2 separate regions of the Homo sapiens genome follow, and region 1 is linked to region 2. A link is a loop called in an ENCODE intact Hi-C map of the cell type or tissue named here. Cell type or tissue: endothelial cell of umbilical vein. All regions are shown on one strand. Each heading gives the region's core, and the rest is flanking DNA. Links, peaks and the distances in the headings are about the cores only.

Region 1 (8,350 bases), core at 177-8,176, 55 kb before region 2:
GACATGTAAGGATTATGGGAACTACAATTCAATATGAGATTTTAGTGGGGACCCATCCAAAACTTATCAAGTTACTTGCCCTCAAATTCTGTAAACACTATGTGCCAAGCACTGTGTTCAGTGCTTTACAAATATTTTTAATGGGATCTTTGCAATAATCACATGAATTATGTTGCCATATCCTCATTTTATGTAAGAGGAAATTAAAACATATTTAGTAAGTGATGGAGCTGAAGTTTAACCCTATCCAGATTTATTAACCTTAATTATTATGTTCTTAAACTTTTTAACCTCAGCTTCTCCCAGATTATAAGGCTATGGAAACAATTTTCAGAGGGCAATTGTGCAATTTTGGCTGACTGCAACCTCCACCTCCAGTGTTCAAGTGATTCTCCTGCCTCAGCTTCTCAAGTACCTGGGATTACAGGTGTTTGCCACCATTCCTGGCTAATTTTTTGTATTTTTAGTAGAGACAGGGTTTCACCAGGTTGGTCAGGCTGGTTTTGAACTCCTGACCTCAGGTGATCTACCTATATTGGCCTCCCAAAGTGCTGGGATTACAGGCATGAGCCACCACGCCCAGCTGTGTTTCAGAATTGTTGAACATGGCTGTCATTACTGGTGGACTCAACTATAGAAATATTACATTAGAGAAGAGAGCTAAGAACAGAAGTTAGGAGAACTAGCCAAAAATTTTGAGTTAGGAGATATCAAAACACTGTCAGGATAAAAAGAAACCATAGAACAGACGTTAATAGAAAGAAATAAAAGAGGATCAGTAAGGTAAGTAAGAGGCAAGCATAGTATAGCATGAAAAGAAAGAGAAAATACGGTATTTCATGATGCCATCTGTAAAATTTGCTATATTCTGAAAGTACTCATTTCTGTAGCCCTCAACACAGGAGGAGAACATTTTTTAGGGACTACATTTTTGTCCTGAAAATACTGCATTGAAAATTGTAGCCACAGTTAAAAATGGAAAGGCTAAACTTTTGTTGAATTTTCCTGGTAGAATCTAGTTACATGTTCCTTTGACAATGTTAACACACAGTTGGGTTCAATCCCTTCATCTGTAACTGCTGTAATGATCAATTAAGAACCAGAGCTTCTCCTTTTATAAAATGATAGAGTGCATGATTCCTTGAGCCCCTTCTGGTCCTCCTGCTGGCATTGGTAGAATAGATCTGGGGGTACAGGCAACAAAGTAGTACTCAGATGGACTAATTATGCAAATGGTGATAAAGCAGATTGGAGGCAAAAGAACAGGGCAAAGCTTCTGGGTTAATGACACATTTTTTAAAGACTGAAACAAGTAACTTGTCTCTGCATTTGCAGAAGGGCTGAGTAGTGGGAATGTGTCAGACAGAAAGTTATATTTGGTCCTCTATACAGATGGACTCCCCTTATTTATGGTATATTAGCTGTCACTTTGTCTCTTTTAAAATACTGTGTTTTATAGGATTTCTATCTGCGGCTGCTAGTGGGAGTAGAAAAATATTTGAGGAGGTAACAGAGTTACCTCCTCACACTTATGTTATAACTGTGGTATTATGTAAAAAGTGCCATTGTTTTGTTATAGAAAAAGGTTATGAATCAATGTCACTGTATGGAAGTGGGAATCTTAGTTGTCCTAATTACAGGAAGTATACATATGTGACAGATTTGCATGTTACCTTGCAGAGATGGGGTGACCAAAAAATCACATATAGTAGAAATTAAATTTGAAAATTTCTTAGATAATTCATAAAGTATTTATAGTTTTGTGTTTAAAACGCTGCATAGCAATTTTACTACTAGATCATGAGATCCATCGAATGAAATTTTTAAAATGTTGCCTGCAATAGGAATGTCTACAGTCAGAGGTCTTGGTATTCAAACCATTCTGCCTTTACAGTAATTATCACAAAGTTACTTGTGAATGAGATTGGGTGGAAAGTTCTAAAGTATTTCTGCTTTTTCCTAAGACTTATTTTATTCTCTTTATTATTAAACCTCTATATTCTTATCTTAAATCATTAGATTCTTTTATTGCTGTAAGGATTAAGCAAGACAATAAACGTGAACACTCCTAACACAAAGTCTGACACACAGTATGTGCTGAAATATATTTGCTGTATTTGATTATAAATCTTCTCTTATCAGATACAATACAGTCTATTATTTGAAAAATTGAAGGGAAAGATGTAGCCATCTATCTCCCTGTATCCCAAGATGATATTTCCTGTTGTGTTACCACTGAAGAGCTCTCATTCTTAAGCCTTTGCTTATGGAACTTATGATGTTATAGGACAGCTTTTTAATAATGTGACTTCATCATAAAGTGAAGTCACTTTCCAGGACCTATTTCACATACCCTGTCTGCTATTGAGTGATACAAGTAGTAGAAGAATATTTGAAAATATAGGTTAAAAATTATTGACATAGAAGAGATAATTAACTACATGAAAGTTGGTGAGGTCTATAGGAGTGTTAGTGCAGAAAGAGTAGAATATAGGGTTATTACAGTATGTGGGGGCAGTGTAAGAAGAAATATAAAATAAACCAAAGTGGAACACCATACTAATTTAGTATTAAGTAAGCCTAGGATTTTTAAAAATATTTGTGGTATGGATTATGCATCTCACAAGATATTTCTGGTTCTTTACTTTTTAAGCAACTGGGAGATCTCATTTCCTGGACTATCTATGGTTTGGTGGGCTGTGTAATTTTGGACAATATTGTGTGAGAGAACTTGACATGTGCAACTTCTAGGCTGAAGAAATTAATAATTGGTGTGAGACACTTTAGAGTTTTATCTGGTTTGGTAAATGATAATATTCAAGAGGTCACCATTCTTCCATCTTGAGTCCCTGAATGTTGATGAGCTGAGTCCTCTCTTCCACATTCCACAACTAACCCATGTTGGTCTTATTTCATGAGAGAGAAACACATATGCTATTTTAAGCCACTAAAGTTTTGTACTTAGTGACAAGTGAAACACAGTTTATTTGCTATTGTAGTAATACTAACATTTTCATTGATCAGAGTGGGTGGGTGAATAGTGACATATTTAGCAAAAATACAAAGTAGGTGAAGAAATGTGAAGAAGGCAGAAAAGGCATTGGATTTAGCTAATTAGATATATCTATATTTATCTACCTTCCTATACGTATAGATATATAAAGAGAGAGAGAGAACTAGATTTTGTGCATTTTGGTATTCAGAATAACATAAATAAGAAGGCTGGTTTTTATGGAGAAGATGAGTGAAGTAATTCATGAACTTTTATGTGAAATGTTTGGTAGTGAAAGGAAGGTGAGGAACAGGAGTGTATTAGAGGAAGCAGCAGATGCAGGTAACAGTCATTTTTTATCTGACAAAGGATGAGGAGACCAGTGCATATCTCAAAGTAGACAAAAACCATCATAAATGAAGGAGAGATGGGAAGGTGCTATAATGTCTGTGATGGGAGAATGGGAAAAGGACCTAAGGATTCAGAATTGGATGGGATCAAATTCAGAGACAGATTACTTAGGTTTTATTCAGGAGGAGGGACGCTCCTTTCTTTGTAAGTGGAGAAAAAATGAGAGATTTAGAGTCAAAGATGTGTTCAGTATTAGCGTTAAAAATGATTCTTGTATTTTCTCAGGAAGTGTTTGAACTCAAATATTTTAAATCCCATGATACAAATGATACCGCTATCATCCTGGCACCATGGTGACTTTGGACAGCACCTCTTCTCTGCTCATTATGCTAGGAGTCTCCCACACAGCACTTCTCAAAATTTTTTTTTTTTTTTTGAGACAGAGTCTCACTCTGTTGCCCCGGCTGGAGTGCAGTGGTGTGATCCCAGCTCACTGCAGCTGGGATCAAGCAGTGAAATTCTGGGCTCAAGCAGTCCTCCCACATTGGCCCCCCAAATTTCTGGGATTACAGGTATGAGCCACTGTGCCCAGCAAAAGTTGATTGCTTCTCAACTTCTGAAGCAATCTTTCTCAGAGAGATTTGCAAAGTGTATTTTACACCTTGAGTTTTCAAAATCACAAAATTGTATCCAGAGCAGTCAATAATTTGTGATAGCAAAAGGTCTATCAGTTTGAAAAGACTAATTTTCCAGTAGTGCAGTTTACTTAAATGGATTTCTACTGTAAGAGCAAATATATATATATATGAAAAATTATAGAGGAAAAAAACACTCAAGTCTATCCTAACCCCTTGATGTTGAAATTAGACCACTGTGTAGGTCAGAGATTATATATAAATGCCAAAATTGAAACCAGTAGTTCTTTGGTAGGCATAAGAAACACCTGGCAAGCTTGTTAAAATTGCAGGGATATGGGACCTTACTGAAATTTACTGACCCAGAACTTTCAAGGAGGGGCCTGAGCTTTTTTGTCTTTTTGTAAAATCACCAGATGACTTGATGCACTCCAATGTTCTAGACTTACTAATCATAATGTGTCCCATTAATCTGATATCTCTTGAATTCCCCTAAAGCAGAGGGAGAGGTGCTGTCTGGTTTTGAAGAGAGTGGCTGTACTGCTTAAAGACCTAGAAAGCCAGGATCATAGACTACAGAACGTTTAAATCTGAGAGGAATTTGGGCACTTGACTTGTCAAATCTTCACATTTTATTGATGTAGAGACTGTGGCTTGAAAGGTGTATGAAATTTTTAATGTCACAAAGTGGCACAAAGGGCTAACAGTTAAAACTAATATTTTGAATTGAACATTTAGCTCCCATGTTTAACATTAAGCACACTCATATGGCTTTCTTCTGCTGAAACCATGTTACTGTTTTCTTAGAAAACATTATCTTTTGTTTTTCTAGACACGCTGGTTTTTTCCAAGTGTTCCAGTTCACAGGGGAAAAGGAAACCTGGCTACACTTTGTGGGTTGATTTCCTGCATTTTATATCTTTGTGGGAGGAGTAAATGACACATGTACGTGGAATGATTTGAAGCACTGCCCTCCCAAACATACATACTTGCTGTCTGCCCTGTTTTTTATACCACCTTATATACATACATGGCTTCCCAATTTCCTCCAGAATAAATTAATTTGAGAATTTAAGTAGTTTCCTTTTATTGTGGTTCTTTAAAAGATTGCAAGGTTGAAAAGAGCTGACTCATTATCTTACAAATAGCTTCGCAAGATAAATGGGTTTTTGATTGTTTCTTTCTGTGATTGGAAGGCTTCAGGGCAGAAATAAACTGCTAGAGACATTTTGTTTAAGGGAAAAGAACATATTTTGATACTATAAGTGGGGAACAAAAGAGAAATTGAGAGGAAACTAAAGATCAACAATTTGTTGAACAGTTTTTTTCTAGGATTGACCAAAGAAGTACCTGAAAATAATACTGAGAAGTCAAGGGGTGGGACCTCCTTGACTTCCCCACCTTTTCTTTTTCTTTTTGCACTGTCAAATGAAAAGTTAAACTTTAAATCAACATGTTTATAAAGAATTCAATACGTTGCATCCCCTCTGTGTGAAATACCTAGCATGATTTCTTTCTTTCCTTCTTGGACACTGTATTGCTATAACATCACTAACAGGAGATGAATTCCAAATTTTGGTAAAGGGAAAAACATATTTGGGTTGCTATTTATAATTTTTCCTGTTTGATTCACTGATTTTAGTATTGGTGTACTGAGGTTATTTTTGTTTGTTTTAAATTCTTATGGCCTATGATTCCATAAACAAAAATTAAAATATAAGATATTGAATAGAAATAAAAGAGTAGCTTTAAATAAAGCCTGCATGTCAAGAAAAATAGTTGAACAATAAAAAATATAGGCAGACAAATGATGTGAGCAGGTGATTCAGAGGAAAAACAAATAGTTATGTACAACAATGGGAAATTAAGTTCAGTTACATATCAATTTGGGTACTTCAAATTAAAATATATTTTTATATTCCATCATATTGCCAAAAACTAAAAAGAATTACAACACACAGTCTTGGTAGAGCTGTGAAAATACACAGTCTCATGTACCTCTCGAAGGCATGTGAACTGACCTATTTTTGACCTAAATTCAAGGGGAATTTTGGCCTAAATTCAAGGAGAATTTAGCATCATGTACCACAATTGTCCATATGTGTGATCCAGAAATGCTATTTCTAAGAATGCATACTTACAAAAAACCCTGTATATATGCAAGCCTAAACAATTAAGTTCACTGTGGCATTGCCTCTAATAGAAGATATTAGAACACGACATAAATGTTTATTCTTATAAGAAGAGTTAATGAAATTTATGGTATAACAATACTATGGAAAACTAAGTAATTGTTTAAAAGAATGATAAAAATTTTGTATGTTAAACTAAAGAAAGATCTAAGACTTAGTGTTTAAAAATGTAGTAGAATGAGTATAATGAACCTATGATTTTGCTAATTTGTATTGTGTTAACTATATTGTAATATGTCATGTGATATGATGAAATGCATAAATAAGATGTTTAGGATGATACTTTAATGAATGTTGTTATGTATTGCCCAGAGCCTTGCTCAGAATTAAAGAATTTCCCTCCACTTCTTAGCTTGTAGTTGGGCTGCTTGCTGGTAGCTGTGGGCTGTCAGTCTTTTCTTGAAGATTCTTGCTTTTCTTAAGATCACAGGGCCCACACATAGTGACTGGTCATTGTTAGGATAGAAAGGCCTAACCCCCTTACTGCAATGTGGAATAACTGTGAAAGATCATCCCAGATTTCTTCATGGGCTCTACTGAAGCCTTGGTTGAAATTTTACTGTAGCCCACTTTCCATCTTTGACCAATTCTACATCCTTCAATTCCTTCCACAGATGTTGATCATAAACTCTCATACAAAAAAACTCATTTTCAGAGTCAGCTTTCCACAGAACCCAATCTGCAAATTTAAAATTTCTTAATTATGTTTACCTCTCCAGAGGTAAATTTGAGTGGATGAGAGAATAAGGGCTTACATTGTTTTAATTTCATTCACATCTAACTTTGAGCTTTTATGCATTCATATAAAGGATGTCACACCTGGGTGTATGTCATATTCTTTATCTGAGTATAGAAAGCTTTTTCCCCCTAATTTTAAAAACAGGTGAGTAAATGAATTTTACTTTACTTACTAGAGATTTCATTTAAACAGTAAGTCTTTACCTTGTACTTTTTTACCCTGAATTTGGAAATTTGGAGTCTTCAAGATTTTTTATGGACTCTCATGGATGTTATGTTCTCCTTGACACTGACTTTCTGTTCACCAAAAAGATTGAGTCCCTGCTTGTTTCTCTATCACTGTTGATCTTTTTTTCCACTCATGTTACTCCACATTTCATCTTCACCAGCCTCCTTCTTTCTTCAGTGTAGAACCAACACAAGAATGTGCGCAAAAGACTTTGTGATAAGGCAGAGTACAGAATAGCATGGACTAGAAATCCACTTAAAATTGAGACTAAGAAATCATTGCTCTCTAAGTTTTCTGAATCTTTCTGTTATTTTGTGCCTCAGTGGCCATTTTTCTCCCTTAAACTATATATTGACTGCTTCCTCTCTTGTCTGTTCTAAGGCCCCCAGACCCTAAGAGATTAGCTAGGCAAGAATAGATTCTAAAGCCTATTACTTGATACCTGAAGTAATCTACTTCTCAACCTCCATTCTAGACTAGTCTATGCCAGCTACCTTTGCTTAAGATAGTTATGATTATTCTAATCAAAAGGTCATCTGCCTTAGGATTCCTCTCTTAATAATACAAATAATTAGTCTAAATATTGAAATTTCAATTATATTTTACCTATCTCAGATGAAGCTTGTGGATAGTGCAATGTAAATTTTTAAAAACTATGAAATTAAAAAAACTATTAAGATTATTTTTAAAAATTATTACACGAAGTGGGTGTGTTTTAATTTGTAATTTGCTTTTCAAATTGAATCTGACAAACTTCATAAACTAAACTCATTTTCATTCAAATAATATTTGATTCAAGAGGTCCTCCATAGGTCTATAAAATCCAAACCTAAATCTCTATCTCCCCTACATTTTTGAAAGAGCTGAGAATCCTGCATGTCCTATGTATAGCTCCCAGAGCCTTGTTGCTTAAAGTATGAAACCAATTTCTCCCCCATTGAAATAAATCCATTATTAGGGAATTTCAGGGCTGTCATATCACTAAAACATCCTTAATTTATCTTTATTGTTCAAGTAATTTCATTTCCTACGCATCCTAATGATCTTTGAAACTTACATCATTTATGAATAGTGTCATTCTCCAAAGACTTATTGAACCCTTACTATATGCCAGGCATATCATGTTCTAAGTGCTTGCCACACAATATGAAACAAAATAGAAAAAGTTCCCCTTTTATCCTGGAATTTATATTCTGATAATAGGTTAAAGCTT
Region 2 (8,350 bases), core at 163-8,162:
AGAAAGATACCACAGAACATTTCCAAGAAGCTGAAGTTCCCACCTGAAGTTACAGTATGGGCCACTTACTGATGTTTCAGTCAGTAATGGACTGCATAAACCACAGTGGTTCCATAAGATTATACAGGAGCTAAAATATTTCTATCACCTAGTATTTACTATACTATATTTTACTGCTATTTTAGAGTATACTCCTACTTATAAAAAATGCTCATTGTAAACAGCCTCAGGCAGGTCCTTTAGGAGGTACCCAGAAAAAGGTATTGTTATATAGAAGATGACAGCTCCATGCATGTTATTGCCCCTGAAGCCCTTCCAGTGGGGGACAAGGTGTGGAGGTAGAAGACAGTGATATTGGTAATCCTGACCCTATGTAGGCCTAGGCTAAAGTGTGTGTCTGTGTCTTAGTTTTTAACAAAAAAGTTTCAAAAGTAAAAATAAATAAATAAAAAACACTAAACATGGAAAAAAGCATATAGAATAAGAAAATAAAGAAAGAAAATATTTTTGTACAGCTATACAATGTGTCTGTGTTTTAAGCTAAGTGTTATTACAAAAGAGTCAAGAAGTTAAAATGCTGGAATAAGTACTTAAGTACCCCTTTTAAGGTGTAAGCTCTCCTGTCAATCAAAAGTACTCGTTCTACCTTTATAAATTTAAAAGTTTATAAGGTAAAAACTTACAGTAAGCTAAGGTAAATTTATTATTGAAGGAAGAAAAATACGTTTTCATAAATTTAGTGTAGTCTAAGTGTACTGTGGTCATAGAGCCTAAAGTAGTATACAGTAATGTTCTAGGCATTCACATTCACTCACTATTCACTCACTCACTAAGAACAACTTCCGGTCATACAAGCTACATTCATGGTAACTGCACTATCCAGATACATCATTTTTAATCTATTATACTATATATTCACTGTACCTTTTCTATATTTTGATATGTTTAGATACACAACTACTTACGTTGTATTACAATTACCTACAGTATTTAGTACAGTAACATGCTGTACAGGTTCATAGTCTAGGAACAAATAGGTTTAGGTTAGGTGTATAGCTTAGGTGTATAGTAGGCTATACCACCTAGGTTTTTGTAAGTGCACTCTATGATGTTTGCATGACAACAAAACCCTCAAATGACATATTTGCGAGTATATATCCCCGTTGTTAAGCAATGCATGACTATATTTCACAGATCCTCAGTAAAGGGCATGGTTTCTGGGACTTATTGAAGATAGTGGTAGAGATAGATATTTAATATGTACATGACAAAGCCATTACAATATCCCTATCTCTCTAAATCTTTGTATTTCTTTCACTAATGTATGCCATAAAAGTTCTAGCATCTCAACATCATTGAATAAAAGCCTTCACAAGTCCAAGTTTCAATTAACCAATGAAATAAATTCTTAGAGTCATTTCCAATTCACTTTAATATATGTCATCTCAAATTTTTGCTTGGTGTATCCATATCAGTAAATTGAGCCTAGCCCAATAATTTATAATATCCTACTTGCTTCAAGACCAGAGATTCCCTCAGAATCTACTCTTGCAAATATTTCCCCAATTTCTGAAATACTTTTGGAATACACTGTATTTCTTTCTAGGTCTAACTTAGCACTTTTGCTTCAGAGCATACCCTTGTCTAAAGTTATTTATAGTTCTATAGCAAATAAGGAATGGTTGTGATGAGACTTGAGGAGAATATGTATCTACTTGCAAAACAGCTGCCTGAGTTGATGTTATTATATTGCCTTAACATAAGTAAAGCCTAGTCTCTTCAAGGGCAGAAGGAGAGTCAGCTTCCAGCAGCAAGGGAACATCAGGGAGACTTGAAAGTCTAAGTCTCTTATATCTTTTTCATCTTTAGATTTCTTTTTAAAAGATATTCACATTTAATTCCTAAAGTCCCACTACTTTCCAATGGATGCTATAAATTTTACATCTGAAACTTGACAATCTATGAATTAAATTTTCACTGCAATTTTACAAATATTGCAGTTAATTTGGGGTCCTATTTTTAGATATGTTGCTTCTGATGTTATAAGAAATAAGAGATGGTTTTTTAAGGCTGACATATAAACCCTCTGTTCATTTGACTGTCACTTGAGATAATTATTTAAAGTCCTGAATTTTAATTTTAATTTTCTTGTTGTAAACTCTCTTGTGCAATCAGAAGTACTTATTTCACCTTTCAAGTCCAGGGATCTTTAATATTAAAATACTTGTCAAGTTAGTCAGTGGTATCAAATGACAGACACTAGTCACATGTATCTATTTAAGTATAAAATTTAATCATAATGAAATGAAATAAAATTAAGACTTTGTTCCCTAGTTTCACTTGCTGTATTTAAAATGCTCAATAGCCACCAGCAGCTATTGGCTACTATATTGGACAGGACAAATAGATCATTTAAATCAATGCAGACAGTTATATTAGTGTTTCCCTGGAGACCTAAGTGCTTATATGTACCAGATACACATATCCAGTATATTCATAATATTGAATTTAATCGCCAAAAACCTGGAAACATCCCAATTACTCAGGACAGCAGAATGGATAAATAAAATTAGTGAAGATTGATGAACTATAGATACACACCACTTGATGAATTTTAGCAACAAAATAATGAACAAAAAAGGATGAGAAACAACATATACATTATACTTTATAACCATAGGAATAAAATATCAGTTAGTGATGCATCACTGGTGTTAAAATGACAGGGAAAAGAAGGAAATTATTACCAAAATATTAAGATAACTTAAGGAAGGTGCTCAAATTAATAAGGAATAAATTGAAATTTTCTGGCAGGTGGTTGATATTGTTTTTGACTTAAATGGAGGTTCCATGAGTGTTTGCTTAATAACTACTGGTAGAAATATCTTTTAAAATATGTGTATTATTTTTTGAAATAACTTATGCTGAAATAAAACCTAGAAAAAAGTATTTCAATGAGAGTTAAGGAATTATGGGCCCTGTTACACCCCTGGTAAGAGCACAGCAGCTCTTCTCTTGAATTGCTTTCCACTTAGAATGGAATAGAATAGAATTGAATCTGGGTATTTGTAGTCCTATATCATTCTCACTGGGTAGGAACCATAGAGGATTATCAAACACAGAATCTTAACTGGTATTCTTACTATATAACTTGCTTTAATATTAGCATGTGGAAGAGAATTACTGACAATATGATAATAATAAAATATTTTAAGACCCTTTTAACTTAAAAAACTCAGAAAACCTGATTAGTAGCAAAACTTCATAATACCTGACAATGATGGAATTTCTATATGGTTCTTTCACATATTCATTGTAGGTAAAATGATGAAAAAAATAGAATACATGTGTGCCCATTGTTCCTGAACTCCTGTGATTTTCTCTCTTTTCATTATTCTTTTTAATTGAGACAAGGTCTTTCCCTGTCACTCGGGCTGGAGTGCAGTGGCACCACCACAGCTCACTACAGCCTGGACCTCCTGGGATCAAGTGATCCTCCTGCCTCAGCCTCCTGAGTGAGACTACAGGCATGCACCACCATGCCTGGATAACTTCTTTATTTTTTATTTTTAGTTGAGACAAGGTCTTGATATGTTGTCCAGGATGGTATCGATTTCCTGGCCTTAAGTTATTTTCCTGCATCAGCCTCCCAAAGTGTTGAGATTACAGGCATGAGCTGCTGCACCTAGCACATATTTTTCTAATTACTAACAATTTGACATACATGTTCACATGTTAATATTATCTCTGAATCTGCAACTCAACATACGGTGTATGGTAAGTGTGGATTTTATATAATCATTATTAGAAATGTTTAATTCTTTATTTTGTGTGTGTTGGTATGTATATATATGTGTTGAAGAGAATTTTAAATTTACAACTTGACTATTTTATAAAACTTTAAATAACTTTATATATATATTCATATTAGTTGGACTATGGTATATAGAAAAAGGACATTCCAGCTTAAAAGAAATATTCGTTTTGCTCAATATATGTCTTACTCAAGAGCATATTTAAACAGATCATTCCTGGGAGGGAATAAAATATAGCTCCTATTTCTTTCTATGCTGTGCATTCTTCTCTGGGTTGTGTTAATGTTTAGTTTGGATATGCCAAAGAGCCAAAAATTAACAATAATTCTAAGAGATTAAGACTACTGGGACAGGAATTTAGATTTGGGTAAAGATTGACCAAAAAATGAAGGAGGGGGAGAGGCTGTTGGAATCATTCTCATCAGACACTTGAATCAGGAAGAGTTTTTATGGCTTTAAGAAGTCAGTAACAGAGCTGAAACCTTCAGTCCTTCAAATTCCTTCAGTCTGGTTAGGGTGGCATGGACAGTCCACCTGATGAAAAACTTGACTCTTCTGGGTTGAACAACTTCATTGTTTCATACGTTGGATTGGTTGTGAATCCAGTGAGATATTGTGCCATATTTACATATTAGTAGTTGGAAAAAATTGAAGAAACTATGTGATATAGCTAATTAATTTTATCAACTTGAATGATCCAATAAATTGTTGTACAGGGTTTGGAAGGGAGGGGATGTTGTAAATATCAGATGAGCCATGCATTTCTTCTTATGAAGGGGTTCTATGAAGATAAGGTTTGTGTTACTTTCTTGTGTATTAGAAGATGTCTTACAGAAATTAATAGATACCCTGTAGCTCCTCCAGTTTCTGATTGGTTAGGAGGACAGTACTGCTGTTGATATTGCAAAAAATATCAGGAGTGAAAGCCATAGGTCATGGGAAATTGTGGATTTGGGGTAGAGTACAAGTAGCATTTTTATGTATAAATTTCACAGGAATAATATAATATGAATTAGTCATGTTGTTTTCAAGAGAGACCTACGTAGTTTGGCCATTGTTACAATATAATGCAAGGAGGTTCACTAATGGATCTGGATAAGATGGGATTGGTAAGCAAGTTGTTTGGAATAAGGATATGGAATCTTTTATCATAGAGAATAGAAGTCTCAGTAGCTGACAAGGGAAAAGTACTTTTTGATGAATACACCAGAGTGGCATGGAAGAAAGGCAAGTGAAAGAGTTACTTGCCATATAGCTATCAAGTTGGGTTGTGATCAAACTCAGGAAAATCACTTCCCAAGGGTGATCAGGATTCCTGTATATATAACAAATATTAGAATACTTAGTCTGTAATCCCAGCACTTTGAAAGGCCAGGACAGGCAGATCACAAGGTCAAGAGATCGAGACCATCCTGGCTAACATGGTGAAACCCCATCTCTACTAAAAAAAAAAAAAAAAAAATACAAAAATCAGTTGGGCGTGGTGGTGCATGCCTGGAGTCTCAGCTACTCAAGAGGTTGAGGCAGGAGAATCGCTTGAACCTGGGAGGTGGAGGTGGCAGTGATGTAGGAACTTGTAGCTATAAACTTCTCTGTTAGTTCTGCTTTTGCTGTATCCTATAGGTTTTGAAATGTTGTGTTTCCATTATCATTTGTTTCAAGAAAATTTTTAATTCCTTTCTTAATTTCTTCATTGACCCACTGGTCATTCAGAAGCATATTGTTTAATTTGCACGTATTTGTAGGGGTTCCTAAATTCTTCTTGTTATTAATTTCTAGTTTTATTGCATTGTGGTCAGATAAGATGCTGATATTATTTCAATTTTTTGAATGTTTTAAGACTTGTTTTGTGGCCTAACATGTGGCCTATCCTTGAGAATGATTCACATGCTGAGGAAAGAATGTGTATTCTGTAGCTCTTAGATGAAATGTTCTGAAAACATCTATTAGATCCATTTTGTCTATATTGCAGATTACATCTGATGTTTCTTTGCTGATTTTCTGTCTGGAAGATCTGGTCAATGCTGCAAGTAGGGTATTAAAATCTCTGGCTATTGTTGCATTGGGGTCCATCTTTCTTTTAAGGTCTAATAGTATTTTCTTTATATATGGGCACTCCAGTGTTAGATGCATACATACATAAAATTGTTATCTCCTCTTGCTGAATTGAACTTTTATCATTACCTAATGATCTTCTTTGTTTCTTCTTATAGTTTTTGTCTGGCAATCTATTTTGTCTGATATAACTATAGCAAGTGATGCTCTTTTTTGGTTTCCATTGGCATGGAATAACTTTTTCCATTCCATTATTTTCAGTCTATATGTGTCTTTATAGGTGAAGTGGGTTTCTTTTAGGCAAAAGATAAATGGGTTCAAAGTTTATTTATTCATTTATTTATTTTTAAAATATGTCCTCCTGGTTAGTTCACTGAGGCCTATTAGAAACAGGCTGACATTCAGAATTAAAACTTAGGGAATGTGATAACAATCTTGCTACCTGAGTTTCCTCTGGCTCTGGCAGAAATCTGTGTAATATTTATCTGGAACACAAAAACAATATCTGTCTAATTTGTACTTGGAGTGGAATTAGATGGATCATAAGCCTAGAACCTACCTAGCTCAATGAAGATTCATTATTGAGATAACACATTGCTCTGAGCTGTCACACATCATAAAAATCCTAGTTTTCAAAGAACTGAGAGTGGGAACTCTATCTCACCACATTTGCTGAACTTCATCTGAGACTAGGCTATATTGGCAACACAAGGATAAATATGACTCCATTCTTGCTCTTTAATGTGGTTGAGGAAAGATTCTTATAACAAACAAAGTGGGAATAAGTAACAGAAGGAACAACAGTGTCATGCTTATGTGCATATTTGTGGAATAATGAGTAGGTTGACTCAGCAGAGTATAAGGATGAAGCAGAAAAGATCATTTGGCCTCAAATTAAACAGCATATGCAATTTGAGGCTATGGAATATAATCTTTATTCTGTAGTTTGTGGGAAGCCATTAAAAGTTTGTGGAACAATTAGCTACAAAATCTAAATTTGTCAGCAATATGTAGGATACACTAGAATGGGAAAAGATCAGAAAGAAAGAACCCTGATAAGAGACTATTATATCAACCAAGGACAATATGAGATATAACATGTGACAGTAAGAATGTGGAGACAAACATGGATTAAGGATATTCTATGAAGACAGAATTAATGGGATTCATCAATTATTTAAATGGAGGAGTGTTTCATTTCCCCCAGAAATAGCACCCTTTAAAAATGACACCAGATTTAAGTTTGAAAAAGCATACCATAAGTGCTACTGGCCCCTGATATTTATATATGCTAATTTATTCCATTCTTTGGCTGAAACATTGCTTATTATTGTATTCCTTGCTTTCTTATACCCAATAGTTTTTTTTTTTTTTTTTTTTTTTTTTTTTTTGAGACGGAGTCTCGCTCTGTCGCCCAGGCCGGACTGCGGACTGCGGTGGCGCAATCTCGGCTCACTGCAAGCTCCGCTTCCCGGGTTCACGCCATTCTCCTGCCTCAGCCTCCCGAGTAGCTGGGACTACAGGCGCCCGCCACCGCGCCCGGCTAATTTTTTGTATTTTTAGTAGAGACGGGGTTTCACCTTGTTAGCCAGGATGGTCTCGATCTCCTGACCTCATGATCCACCCGCCTCGGCCTCCCAAAGTGCTGGGATTACAGGCGTGAGCCACCGCGCCCGGCCTACCCAATAGTTTTATCATTAATTTTTCATAGCCATGTTGGTACCTACATTTTAATAACCTATCAGACTTAATTCACTGGCTTGCTGATATTAGCCTCCAATGTGTTTCTCTATGACACCCTTTGTGACTCAATTCCTCTAGGCATATGGTAAAGACACCAATTAATATTTTTAAAACATGGGCAGAGGAACTCATGTTAGTGTGTGTGAAAAGGAAAAGAATCAATGTGTAATTATATCTTCAGTTATTAAGAATTAGCCTGTTTGTAAATTTACTTCTATGAATCTTAGACTTGAACTAAAATATAAAAATTACTTTGAAAAATAAACCTAAACTTACACAAAAGATTCTAAATCTTTACCATTTTATTGGTGTCACCAGTTTACTCAAATATCTTTTTATTAAGACTCTAAAATAATTTATTAGGGAAGGTAGAAAGCCCAGTTAAAATAGACTTAATAGGAGTTTCACTTTGGCCATGGAGGAGAAGCTGATATTGTACTAACCCCCACAATAAAAAATATCAAATAACTTTGTTTAGATGTTTGACAATAAGTAGAATAAGACTGTGATCTTTGAGAGAAGAGAAACAAGATGATCTCTGCCATCTCTCCAACTTTCTGACAACAGATGTTTTCTTTTTCTAAAAAAAAAAGTATTTTTTTTTAAGTTCTGGGGCACATGTGCAGGATGTGCATGTTTGTTGCATGGGTAAACGTGTGCCATGGTGGTTTGCTGCACCTAACAACCCATCACCTAGGTATTAAGGGCAACATGCATTAGCTCTTTTCCCTAATGCT

Evidence for each region. A loop is a pair of places that touch in the nucleus more often than their neighbours do. Peaks named below come from ENCODE experiments on the same cell type or tissue, not always from the same donor. Only the 100,000 strongest peaks of a DNase experiment are listed, where the experiment ranks them.
Region 1: a loop joins it to region 2, with 2.3 times the contacts of the local background. A loop is called at or near these places in 2 of 110 quality-filtered maps.

What each region holds. Positions count from the first base shown.
Region 1 is chrX:34,285,524-34,293,873 of GRCh38, reverse strand. No RefSeq gene overlaps it. Among named protein-coding and RNA genes, the nearest start is that of FAM47A, 160 kb to the right of the region's middle. In endothelial cell of umbilical vein, for the core only: no CTCF peak of the experiment used is centred there; a DNase peak (open chromatin) is centred at 4,863; H3K27ac peaks cover 987 bases.
Region 2 is chrX:34,230,418-34,238,767 of GRCh38, reverse strand. No RefSeq gene overlaps it. Among named protein-coding and RNA genes, the nearest start is that of FAM47A, 100 kb to the right of the region's middle. In endothelial cell of umbilical vein, for the core only: no CTCF peak of the experiment used is centred there; no DNase peak of the experiment used is centred there.